3 separate regions of the Homo sapiens genome follow, and regions 1 and 3 are each linked to region 2. Evidence: chromatin contacts called from ENCODE Hi-C or POLR2A ChIA-PET data. All regions are on one chromosome and are shown on one strand. The core of a region is the stretch at or near the end of the contact, and the rest is flanking DNA. Distances in the headings are between cores, read along the strand shown. Region 1 overlaps GRK5 (G protein-coupled receptor kinase 5). Region 2 has its middle 54 kb from the start of RGS10. Region 3 overlaps GRK5 (G protein-coupled receptor kinase 5).

Region 1 (4,062 bases), core at 920-3,419, 240 kb after region 2:
TCTCCTGACAGAGGACTGTCAATACCAAGTCTCGGTGTCTTCTATTTGCAAAGGGTTTCAAACTGGTTTGCTTGAATAACTATTTTACACAATGGTTGCAATAACTTCACAGTCATATCCAAGTTACTTACTAGGAAATGGAAGTTCAGCAAAGTGAGAGACTATATAGCCCAAGCCAGCTCCTGTGTCATTCCTCCAAGAAGCCTTCCCTGGCTGCCTCAAGTGGTTGTTCCCTGGGCCCAGAGCCCTCCCTGCATCCCAGCTTCTACAACCCGGTCAGCTCTCGAGGGCAAAGCCAGGCCTTGCTCGTCTGTGTACCTACGACTGCTAGCACAATCCATGATAAATGATGGCTCGAAGCAAGAGGGCTAACTCACCACCTTGTCCCTCAAGGAGCCCGTGTCTGGGAGAATGGGCAGAAAACACACCAGGACAGGGGGCAGCAGGCATGGCGGGAACGGCCAGAGGCTCTGGAGTCTGGTGAGGCTGAAGTCCCACCTTTACCCTGACCTTGCGCAGCCACAGAGCTCTCTGAGTCTCAGTGCCTGCTCCATGACTCTGTGATAATGAGCCAGCGGTGTTAGTACAAAGTGAGCATCTGGGGAAGAGTCCACGCCAGTGAAAATCACACAAGAGCCTTTCCAAAACCACCACTCAGTCCAAACAGAAAGAGCCTCTAAGTGCAGAGGGACTCAGAAGGGAGAGGTCATTGGAGTTAGGTGAAGTCGATGTGACAAAGCTTCCTGGAAGGGGTGTCCTGTGTGTCAGCTTCCATCCTGCTGGTGACAAAGGCCCCTGCTATCTTGTGTTCCAAGTGGAAAGAGCCTGGGTCCCTGATACCCCTGAGAATAAGAGATCCACCTCTGGCCATAGCTGCTGTCCCTCCAGAAGCCTGTGCCACACCCCTCCCTGGATCCTATCTCTCCCAGCAGCTCTCTCTCCTCCCATCAGGGAAGTCAAGGCCACCTCCGGGCTTCCAAATGGCTCATCTCCTGGCCTCCTCCCACCTGACGACCTTACCTGCGCATACATACACAGAGCTTCCTGCTCTACTCTGTTTTTCCTTCTTTTTTTTTTTTTTTTTTTGAGACTGAGTCTTGCTCTGTCGCCCAGGCTGGAGTGCAATGGCGCAATCTCGGCTTCCTGGGTTAAAGCAATTCTCCTGCTTAAGCCTCCTGAGTAGCTGGGATTACAGGCACCTGCCAACATGCCCAGCTAACTTTTGCATTTTTAGTAGAGATGGGGTTTCACCACATTGGCCAGGCTGGTCTCGAACTCCTGACCTCAGGTGATCCATCCGTCTCAGCCTCCCAAAGTGCTGAGATTACAGGCGTGAGCCACCGTGCCCGGCCTGTTTTTCCATTTTTTTCTTACAAAATACATCATACATCCCAAGGTCCCTGTTTTGATATGTCTCTGCCTGTGAATCCCACCTCCTCCTGGAGAAATAGTCCAGAGTCATCCACACTCAGATTGCTGGGCTGGGCACCTGACCCAGGCCACAGAGCTGAAATGACATCCTCCGTGCCCCAGCCATCAACTCCCACCCCTTCTCCCTCCCCATACTGGCCAGAAATAAGATAGCCACACCCGCTACAAATCCCATGCACGGTTTCTTGTTCCAAGCTGCCTTTCCCATTAGGCTGTAAGCCCCCTGAGCACAAGGACCAGGTCTGCCTGTTCCCCAGTAAATCCCCAGAGTTGTTGAATGAATAAGAGCAGAGTACAAAAAAAAAAATCTAAAACTTATCACAATACACTGTCTAAAAACTAAAGTAGGGCAGAACAGAACAGACCAAACCCTTCTCTGAGGATCAAGAGACAGGATTTGAGTTCTAGCTGTGCAACCCTGGGAGGGTCATAGGTCCTCTCTGGCCCTCAGTTTCCTCCTCCTTTAAAACAAGCCACTGGGCCAAGATGACCTTTCAGGCCCCCTACAACTCAAGTACTGGATGATTCTGAAAGCATTTTTCAAAGGCGCTTAGAATTACAAGAGTCCCACTTTAGGGGACAGTCACCGGCCCAGCAGGCCTCATGTGTGGCTCATCTTTCCCCGCTGTGGTGTGGTTTGGTTTAAAGGCAAAGTCAGAGGAGACACATCAGCCCTGTTGACTAAAGCGTAATATTTTCCATCAGGTGTCACGGCTTTCTGTACTTTCTCCTTTTCCCCTGGGGAATCTCAAAAAGAGTCCATGTGAACATCTGAAAATAAGTGTGCCTCATGAAAAAGCATGCACGCACACACATGTGTACACACACACACACACACACACACACCCCTGGGGCAAAGAACCACCAGGAACCCAAACACTAAACAACCTCCAGCCCCCCACCCCAGGCAAAGCTCCAGAAGCCGTATCTGGGAGACACTGCATTTTTCTGGAATTGTGTCATCATTCACAACAAAGTTCACTCTCAGGCCTTGCATCCACCCCGGAGCTGGGCTGGGCTGCCCAGAGCCACAGTGAAAAAAGAGCTGGCCACTCACACCATTTTTATGGTGAGCCGTGACCTCCAAACGAGCTGGGTGTGCGCCGGGCTGAAGCCCTGGTTCCAGCCGTGGTGGGGCAGCATCCCGCAAGCATATCACAGCACCCTAAGCTCCAGGGCTTAGACCCAGGCAAGAGGCATGAAAAATAGAGCAGCTACACGGAGGAGCCTAAGCTTCTGATTTAAATATAAAAGGAACGGAGGGCAGGGGTGGTGGGGAGGCTGGCTTGTCCCTCTTCTCCACAGGCCTGGCAGGATCCAGGGGGCTGTGGAGATCACTGAGTTAGGAGAAGACATCAGTGACCTGATGTAATTCCTTTTCTAATGCAATGCTGAACTGGAGATAGTTCACAGATGCTCCAATCTTCCTTGCTTGTCCTTCAAATTTCGGACTCTATCAAGGGCCTCTGTAATCTCAACAGACCCTCAGATGTGAGCTCAAGGGGGCACTGGGTGGTGTAGACACCCTCTGTCAAACCTGTGCTGTCACCACTGAGCCACCAACTCTCCCTCATCAGCAGATTAGTACAGCAGGGTTGAAACCAGCCTTGAGCACTAAGGGGGCGTATCAGGAAAACCAGGGCACTGTCCCCTCTCCAGTGTGGCTAGGGGATCCTCTGTAGTCCACACTGGCCATGACCCTCACCCTTCAGGGTCCATCATTTTCCCTAAGACCACCTGGCCTTTGGAACACTTGGTTTATTGGCCCCAGGGGAGGAGGGTGACTGACCTGATACATCTGGGCAAGTTCCAAAGTTCAAAGTTTCAACCATGGCCTCATCTCTCAATTTGTTCAGGGAAGAAAAATGCTATTTATTGAGGTATCCTCTACGACCCATAAAAATGAGGCAAAAGCCACAGAGTGACCCCAAGCCCTTCACAGACACTTGCCCCCAAATCAGGAACTCAGGACTCAAAGCAAATTTAGGAAGGCCACATTTCCGTCTCTTAACAGCACCATCTTTTTCTACAAATCAGGAGAAAAATAGAAAGGTAGACTGTTCTAGTTGGAAGTCAGCTTTACGAGAAACATGAGGACCAGAAGGAAGACACTATTTGCACAAGATCGTGCTGCTACCCGGGGTAGAACTAAAACCATGCCCAGGTCTCGAGACACCCGGTCCAGTGCCCTTCCCCGCCTCTCCAGCGTAGCCCTCTGCACCCAGCTCAGGGTTCTGGCCCATCCACACGGCCCAGAGAGAGACACTTCTCCCCTACCCCCAGCCCTGGGAAAGGGCTGCACGCTGGCCCCTAGGATCCAGCTGAAAGCCTCTCCTGGCAACTTCACCCTGTCTCTGCCCTTCAGGTTCCAAAAGGAGAAACAAGACAGCTCTCTGCCCGTCGCAGGCCTGGGCTGCCCAGAGGTCACAGCACAGTGATCCATCAACTGTCAACTCCACCAGGACCTGTAGCTGGGGCTGGCAAGCTCACCCCACCCAGATGGTTTCCCTTTGCATGGCTGTCTCCAGGATGGTCCTGCTACTCACACAGCTGCCCCTATCGGCACGAGCACGCCACGCAGGCCAGCAGCAAGAGGGATGGTCAGGGAGAGTGAAGACATATGTCTGACTT
Region 2 (4,162 bases), core at 143-2,642:
GCCGACCCAGAGCCTTCATGACCTAATCACCCGCGAAAGGCCCTGCCTCTTTTTTTTTTTGAGATGGAGTCTCGCTCTGTCACCCAAGCTGGAGTGCAGTGGCATGATATGGGCTCACTGCAACCTCTGCCTCCTGGGTTCAAGCGATTCTCCTGCCTCAGCCTCCTGAGTAGCTGGGATTACAGGCATGCGCCACCACGCCTGGCTAATTTTTGTATTTTTGGTAGAGAGGAGGTTTTGCCATGTTGGCCAGGGTGGTCTCGAACTCCTGACCTCAAGTGATCCGCCCGCCTTGGCCTCCCAAAGTGCTGGGATTACAGGTGTGAGCCACTGTGCCCCAGCCGGCCCTGCCTCTTGATATCATCACACTGGGGACTCGGTTTCAACATGTGAATTTGGGGCGGGGGTCGGGGGCGGCACAAACATTCAGACGCTAGCACTATATAAAATCCAATGAGATAATACATGCAATGTGCGCAGCACAGTGCCTTGCGCACAGCGGCTTAATAAACCTTGGTGATTATTATGAGGCCACCAAACCAGGGATAGGTCGTGTGGTCTGCCTAAGGTGCGCAGGGAAGGGTAGCAGATCCCGGCCGGGTCTGACTCCTGGATCCTTGCCTGGGACTCTTTCACTGTCCCCCCAGTCCCCCGCACACACATGCACACGATGTTACCCCGCGTTCGAGTCGTGATCGACGGGCAGCCAGCTGGACCTGAATGTCATTCAAATGATTGCAGGCTCGAAACCAGGGGTGGGGGGGCTCTCAGGAGAGGATTTGGGCCCAGAAGGGGACATGCAGGGGGAAGCCAGAGAAGTGAGAGGGAGATCTGAGTGGTGGGTGCCCCAGCAGCGTAATATGGCTCCATTTCCAACCTGGAACCAGGTTGTTGCCTCTCCAGACATTTTGTGTCCGAAGGAAGGGGAAGGGAATTCAGTAGACATTCTTTGGAGGAGCCTCTTGGACTTCGGTGACTTTTTCTTGACAAGAACCATGGTCTCCTAGGGCAGAGCTGCCCACATGCTTTTCTGGGAGGTCCCGGGCTCCCCAGGCTCCTTGGAGTAGAAGGAAGTCTGGGGACCCCCGAGAGCCTGCCTGAAATTCCTGGCTTGAGCTCACGGGGGAGCTGGTGAGCTGTGGAGGGAGGCAGCTCCCGGGGTTCTTGCGGGTCCCTGCAGCACGGGAGGACCCTCCAAGGCCCTGGGCACCCATCCTGGTCAGACCGTCCCCTCCCACCAACTTTTCTCCTTGTCTCTCCCAGAAGGGTGCCCTGGGGAGACCCTCTCCCCAGAGGCTGGGACTGGGCAGGAAGGTGGGGCAGCTGCTCCCATCCTTTCTGCCCCGCACAGTTCAGGCAGTTCATCTTCGGGCAGGAAGATGAGGTTTCGAGGTACTTCCTGGGCTTGCGCTGACGTTTTTGACTACCGTCCCCGCCCCCACCCCGCCCCACTCTCTAGTTTGGCCTCTGCTGGCTCCAAAACCCTCTCAAATATCCCACGAGGGTCATTAGTGGGAGACCTTTGTTCAGTTCATTCATTTTTTAAATCAATGCTATATATTTTTTTAATGCTCGGAAACAGTGTTTTGATGTGAGTTTATTACTTGAAGAACTGCAGGACTTTGTACAACAAACTGCCTGATACTAAAGTTATATTAACAAAGAGATCAAGAAATGACTGGCTGTGTGCACAGAGGCTTAAAGGTTTAGTGTGGCTGAGATACTAAACGTCTCTCTTTCCCACCACTTTATTTTATTTTTATTTTTGAGACAGAGTCTTGCTCTGTCACCCAGGCTGGAGTGCAGTGGCATGATCTTGGCTCACTGCGACCTCCATCTCCTGGGTTCTCATGCCTCAGCCTCCCAAGTAGCTGGGATTATAGGCGCATGCCACCATGCCTGGCTAATTTTTGTATTTTTAGTACAGATGGGGTTTCATCTTGTTGGCTAGGCTGGTCTCAAACTCCTGACCTCAGGTGATCCACCCGACTCAGCCTCCCAAAGTGATGGGATTACAGGTGTGAAGCACTGCACCCAGCCTCCCATCACTTTATTTTAAAAGTGTATTTCCAAATCCTCGTCTTCTACCTCGGGGTGGTCGTTCCAAAATGTTTTATTTCTGAAGCTTCCCAGATAAGCAGCTACAATTTCACTCTTTCCTCCCCAGCTCACTGGGATGCATTTTTTCTTCTTCTTTTTTTTTTTTTTTTTTTTTTTGGTGGAAGGAATTTTTTTTAAAAAAACTAAGACGTACCTAATTTCAGTAAAGAGTAAAGTACACAAATCTTAAGTGGAGAGCTCTATGGATGTCTCCATTTGTCTACACACTCATAACTACCACCGCATTCGGCTATGGAATATTTCTAGCATCTGGGGTGCAGAGTTTTTTTTGTTGTTGTTTTTTGTTTTTTTTGAGACAGAGTCTCACTCTGTCGCCCAGACTAGAGTGCAATGGCCCGATCTCGGCTCACTGCAACCTCTGCCTCCCAAGTTCAAGTGATTCTCCTGCCTCAGCCTCCCAAGTAACTCCTGACCTCAAGTGATCTGCCGCCTCGGCCTCCCAAAGGGCTGGGATTAGAGGCATGAGCTGCTGCACCCAGCCTGGGATGCAGTGTTTTTTTGTTTGTTTGTTTTTGTTTTTTGAGATAGAGTCTCACTGTCACCCAGGTTGAAGTGCAATGGTGTGATCTTGGCTCACTGCAACCTCTGCCTCCCAGCTTCAAGCGATTCTCCTGCCTCAGCCTCCTGAGTAGCTGGGACTACAGGCACATGCCACCACGCCCAGCTAATTTTTGTATTTTTAGTAGAGGCGGGGTTTCACCATGTTGGCCAGGCTGGTCTTGAACTCCTAACCTCGGGTGATCCACCCACCTCAGCCTCCCAAAGTGTTGGGATTACAGGCGTGAGCCGCTGTGCCTGGCAGTTTTTAAGGAACACTGTGTTTGTCTATTTGGGCTGCGGTAACAAAATACCTTAGACTGAATGGCTTAGAAGCAACAGACATTTCTCACAGTCTGGAAGCTGGGAAGTCCATGACCAGGGTGCTGGCAGATTCAGGGTCTGGCAAGGACCAGCTTCCTTCACAGATGGACGTCTTCTCCCTGTGTCCTCACATGGTAGAAGGGGTGAGGCAGCTTTCTGGGGCCTCTTTGATAAGGGCACGAATTTCACTGGCGAAGTCTCCAGCCTCATGACCTCCCAAAGGCCCTACCTCTTAATACTTTTGCTTTGGCTTTTAGTTTCAACATGAATTTGGGGGTGAGGACACAAACATTCTGATCATAGCAAGCATCTCCTTGAGAAGTCCACCCAGGTGGAACATTCGACGTGAGCCAGGAGCTGTGGTGATGCTGGGGATGGGGTATCGAGGGTCCTGGGCCTCTCACTGTGCTGTCATCCTGACGCCCAGCTCTGGTGTCTCAGTTCTCAGCAGATGGATAATCCACACACTCTGTCCTCAACTCCTCGTCCAGCCATGTGGAGTGAGAAGAAGGTGGCCCCTCCTCCTCCATGCATGAGCTTTTTGAGGTTGTATTCTGATTTTTCCCATTAGGGAGATTGGCTACTTCACAAAACCTTCAGCAGCCAAGGTGCCATTTTGCCTATGTCCGATTCTGTGGCAGAGTTGGGAGGAGTTTCAGTGGAGTTGTCCATATTTTTATATTCCTGCCTATTCAGTGCAAATCATTTTGCTCAGTTTACCACTAACCCATCACTTTTAACAAACTTTGTATTAGGACAATTTCAAAATATTCCGAAAAGTAAAAACACAACCATAACAAAAACATTACCTTGACTTAATAATGAACACTTTGCCATGATTCATTTCTCTGCTCATGTTTTGCTGGCAAACTATTTTAAAGAAAATCAGACATAATGCTTCACCTAAAACAAGGACATTTAGTACACCTAATAAAATGAACAATAATTCCCAATATCATCTAATACCTACTCCATATTCAAACTTCCCAAGCTATAGAACATTTTGAAATGTCCTTTTTTAAAAAAATTATTTGTTTATTTATTTTGAGACAGAGTCTTGCTCTGTCACCCAGGCTGGAGTGCAGTGGAGTGATCTCGGCTCACTGCAACATCCACCTCTTGGGCTCAAACGATTCTCGTGCCTCAGCCTCCCAAGTAGCTGGGATTACAGGCGTGGGCC
Region 3 (4,278 bases), core at 913-3,412, 220 kb after region 2:
TTTTAATGCAACCTGTGATGACCACAACCCCCGACACCACCAGCCTCAGAACAGGTGCCAGTGGACACATCTCAAAATCACCTGCTTTATGCCTACAGTGGAGCTGCCGAGGCACCTTCTGGAAATCCACATTCTGTCTACTCATGACCCCATGTAATCTCCTGCTATCCAAATGGGCCTCTCAATGAGGCTTAAGCCATCGCCGGTCTGGTTTTGTTCATATTCCGAGGCATGGAATACGACTGGCTTGTATGTGGTATCAAAGGGGACTATTATCTTTGGTTCCGTAAAAGAATCCTAGAAGGACTGGGGAGGACTTGGAAGGCGTCAGAGAGGGACTGCCACCTCCCTGCCAAGGGGCTAGCCAGCTTCTGCTTGAAGCCTGCTCAGAGCCAGAATCAACCCTCAGCCTGCGGAGTCCCCTCCACAACGGGCTGGCCTCCCTGTCCCTCCAGGTCTATCAATGCGAGAACAAGTGACACAGACAACTGTGAATATCTGACAGGTCAGGCCTTAAGGACCATGACACCTCCTCTGCTCCCCACTCCAGATTCTGTGGTATTTCCAATGCTCAGCTCATGGGTCAGGGCAAAACCTCTACTATGCAGGGCTCTGTGCTAGGCCCCGCCCAAGCTCTTCACAAACACTAGCACACTTAATGCTCGCAACGACCCCATGAAATAGAGATCTCATCCACTCAGTTTCTTGTTTCTTTCTTTCTTTCTTTTTTTTTTTTTTTTTTGAGATAGAATCTTGCTCTGTCATCCAGGCTGGAGTGCAACTGCATGATCTCGGCTCACTGCAACCTCCGCCTCCCAGGTTTAGGTGATTCTCCTACCTCAGCCTCCTGAGTAGCTGGGATTATAGTCACCCGCCATCATGCCTGGCTAATTTTTGTATTTTTGTAGAGACAGGGTTTCACCATGTTGGCCAGTCTGGTCTTGAACTCCTGACCTCAGGTGATCCGCCCACCTCAGCCTCCTAAAGTGCTGGGATTACAGGCGTGAGCCACCACGCCCGGCCTCATGCACTCAGCTTTACACATGAGAAAAGCTCTGAGTAACAAGTAACACATCCAAGCTCACACAGCTGGTGAGAGCAGAGGCCAGGGTGCAAACCCAGGACCGTCCCATTTAGCATCTATGCCCTGAGCTACCATGCGATTCAGCCGGCACAGGGTCCCATACAAGGCAGAAGTTCAGAACATTTGGAACCATCTCTGCTGAACGGGGCATCACCACTACATCTAGGAGGGCCGCGTCAGCCTACAGGGCCAGAAATCCAGGTTCTATTCCTAGCTCAAGGGGGCCCGCAGGAAGGCTCTTCCCAGCAGAGTCATGAGACTGTGGCAAGCCCACAAAACAGGGCCCCACAGACAAGGAATAAGAGTAGGCATCATGCCAAATGATTTCCACAGATGAACTCCTTCAGCCTCCCGAGTACCTACGAGGTTAGTGCTGTCTTCACAGATGAGGAAACACACACATATTAGGCAAGCAACTTCCCCAACGTCACACAGCTAATCAAAGTGCTGGAGCTGGGACTGGCAACTCCAGAGTCACGCTCCAGAGTCCACCTGCTGCTAAACCTCGTCACCAACCTAGTGCTCACACACCTGTTTTTCCCTGACGAGTCAAAGGCCCCACGTTCCCCTCTTCCATTGCCAAAGGTGGCGACAAAACCCCGCACACACCAGCCCAGCACTGATGGGGTGAGTCATTTACGAGCTCCGGACCATCCAAGGTCTTCAGGTTCAAGGAGCTGGTGACTCAGTGCAGCCACCCCGTCCAGGGCTCCAAATTCCTCTTTGTCAAGTGTGCAGATCTGTATATGCTAAATGTCTGTTTACTAGAGCTAAACAAAGAAGTCAATGCAGGCAAACAAAATCTGTAGGAAACACATTGTTTCAGCCAGTCTCTGGGACAGCAAACAATAGAAGGCAAAAGGCTATGCAGAGAACTTGGTAAAGAGAAACTGCCTTGGAGTTCCCAAACCTGCAGACCCTTGATTGTGTTGGCAGCTCGAGGGGATGAGAGAGCCTCTAAAGAGGCCAGGCGTGTCTGAGAGGGCCTCTCTGAATGACCAGCGCCCAAAGGGCGTGGAGGATGTGGCTGTACACGTGTGGCCCGGGCAGGTTTCCGGTGAACACTCCCTCCCTAACGGCGCCGGCGCCACCCCAGGTCCTGGTGCTATCTGACAGTGTGAGCTTACTTACGAAAGCCCGGTCTGCTATTCAGTCACTTCTAGGCGGGTCCTGTTATTATTATTAACAAAGATAAGATTACGACTAATAATAACACTCATGACATTTAAATGCATTTCATCCTATCGCTTCAGCCTTGCTCTCTGAGGTAGGGTAGAGTTCAAATTCCACATTTGTGTTCCGCCAGGGGCCCAGCATGCCAACTCACTCAAACACAGATGAAATTTCCAGAGCTTTCTTAAGAATGAAGTGAGTTTTTTTCCTTTGCACTAACGTGCCAAGCACACTGCAGTTTGAGCTGCTGGAAGGAAAATGCCTATTGTTACACCTACAAAACCCTACTTAACTCTCAGCTTCACACCTCTCAGGAGAAACTGCTGAAAATCTCCTAGAGACTGCCCCCCAGCTAATTTGTGCATTCCCCCAGCATTTGAGGGTCTTCTGCAGAGAGGGCTGTGGGCCGCATGACAGACCTGCACCTGCACAGAGCAGCTTATGGGCCTGTCATGGAGGTGAACAATTGTCCCCTGGTTTCTTAGGGGATTGGTTCTGGTGCCCCCCTCAGATGGCAAAGTCCATGGATGCTCAAGTCCCTGATATAAAATGGTGTAGTATTTGTATAAAGCCCATGCATATCCTCCTATACACTTTACATCATCTCTAGATTACTTCTAATACCTAATACAATGTAAGTGCTATGTGTATACAGTTGCTATAACGTATTGTTTAGGGAATAATGACAAGGAAAATGTTTGTACATGTTCAGTACAGACCCAAGCATCCTTTTATTTCTGAGTATTTTCAATCTGCGGTCAGTTGTATCCACAGATGTGAAAGTTGCAGATACAGAAGGCTGACTGGACATCAATGAAGGTACAATTACACATTTTGGTGACAAGTGGCAAAGAGATGAACAGAGGACTGTGATGAAGAATGGCAGGGCTGGCAGTGGGCTGCAAAGGAGCCCTGCTAGTTAGGATGCAAATAACAGGCCCCCAAGAAGGTAATATTTATGCCCAACCCTGAATGCCAATGAGCAGTGAAGGAATGTGGAGAGGAGAGCACGGGACTCTGGGCAGAGGGAACAGCAATAGGAAGGTACATTCAAGGTACTCCAAGGAGGCTGGAGGAGCAGACAAAGTGTGGGGGACTGGCACAAGGCCCCCTCCCTCCCAAAGGCCAACACCCCAGGCTTTGGAGCTGGCTGGCCCCCTCCAAGGTGGCTCTGAGAAAGAGGCTTGGAGAGCCAACTCAGCAACTTTTTTTTTTTTTTTTTTTTTTTAAGATGGAGTCTCACTCCATCTTGCAGGCTGGAGTGCAGTGGTGCGATCTCAGCTCACTGCAACCTCCGCCTTCTGGGTTCAAGCAATTCTCCTGCCTCAGCCTCCCAAGTAGCTGGGATTACAGGAGCACACCACCATGCCCGGCTAATTTTTTTGTATTTTTAGTAGAGACAGGGTTTTACCATGTTGGCCAGGCTGGTCTCAAACTCCTGACCTCAGGTGATCCACCCGCTTTGGCCTCCCAAAGTGCTAAGATTACAGGCGTGAACCACTGTGCCTGGCCATTATATCAGTCTTGACCCTAAACCTAACCCTGACTCCCCAGGATGAGAGCACGCAAAGCTCTCTGAACAGGGCCTACCCACGGAAGCCTCATAATGTGAGCCCATTACAGGGCTAACCACACGGGTGCTGCTACCCCAGGAACCCTCGGCTGCATGTTCAGGGACTATAGGACGTCCTCAGGAAACCCCTTCCATGGGTTTGGGGGCTCCCAACATCCACCTGTACCATTCTTGCTTCTCACGGGAAGTAGGCCACAACTATTGTCTATTGTTTGTTCTCCAGCAAGTCACCCTAACTGTCAGAGAAGAGGCTCGTGCTTCAACAAGCAGGGGGAACGCGTCAGGTCATCAAACTTCCTGTGAAAAGTCCCTCTTTGTTTAGAAAAGATGCTGGTTTGTTTCTATGTTTCTGTTAGAGAACAAACAGAAAGCTGCCTGGAAGAGTCTAGAATGAGGTAAGAGAGTTCCAGTCAGCCAGTGGCAGAGGCCCCCAAATCTACCCTGAGCA

Evidence for each region. A loop is a pair of places that touch in the nucleus more often than their neighbours do. ChIA-PET counts read pairs that join two places held with the same protein, here RNA polymerase II (POLR2A). Pooled maps may share reads with other maps.
Region 1: a loop to region 2 is called in a pooled map, with 2.4 times the contacts of the local background. The contact joins two enhancer-like sites. A Hi-C loop is called at or near these places in 1 of 168 maps with a recorded cell type or tissue (CD8-positive, alpha-beta T cell) and 7 of 50 pooled maps. POLR2A ChIA-PET finds 5 or more read pairs at or near these places in 4 of 52 experiments (T-cell, activated T-cell and activated naive CD8-positive, alpha-beta T cell).
Region 3: a map of CD8-positive, alpha-beta T cell shows a loop between it and region 2 (31-fold over the local background). The contact joins two enhancer-like sites. A Hi-C loop is called at or near these places in 1 of 168 maps with a recorded cell type or tissue (CD8-positive, alpha-beta T cell) and 7 of 50 pooled maps. POLR2A ChIA-PET finds 5 or more read pairs at or near these places in 3 of 52 experiments (H1, WTC11 and activated CD4-positive, alpha-beta T cell).

Annotation. Positions count from the first base shown.
Region 1 is chr10:119,252,063-119,256,124 of GRCh38, reverse strand. The region is part of intron 1 of GRK5 (G protein-coupled receptor kinase 5); the gene reads right to left. Among named protein-coding and RNA genes, the nearest start is that of GRK5-IT1, 46 kb to the right of the region's middle. Within about 2 kb of position 2,169, at least 27 of the 41 ENCODE cell types and tissues checked have a DNase peak (open chromatin) inside an H3K27ac peak, as active enhancers do.
Region 2 is chr10:119,486,886-119,491,047 of GRCh38, reverse strand. No RefSeq gene overlaps it. Among named protein-coding and RNA genes, the nearest start is that of RGS10, 54 kb to the left of the region's middle. Within about 2 kb of position 1,392, at least 10 of the 41 ENCODE cell types and tissues checked have a DNase peak (open chromatin) inside an H3K27ac peak, as active enhancers do; they include CD8-positive, alpha-beta T cell, where a contact is called at or near this core.
Region 3 is chr10:119,269,040-119,273,317 of GRCh38, reverse strand. The region is part of intron 1 of GRK5 (G protein-coupled receptor kinase 5); the gene reads right to left. Among named protein-coding and RNA genes, the nearest start is that of GRK5-IT1, 63 kb to the right of the region's middle. RefSeq lists an enhancer at 3,989-4,238. Within about 2 kb of position 2,162, at least 35 of the 41 ENCODE cell types and tissues checked have a DNase peak (open chromatin) inside an H3K27ac peak, as active enhancers do; they include CD8-positive, alpha-beta T cell, where a contact is called at or near this core.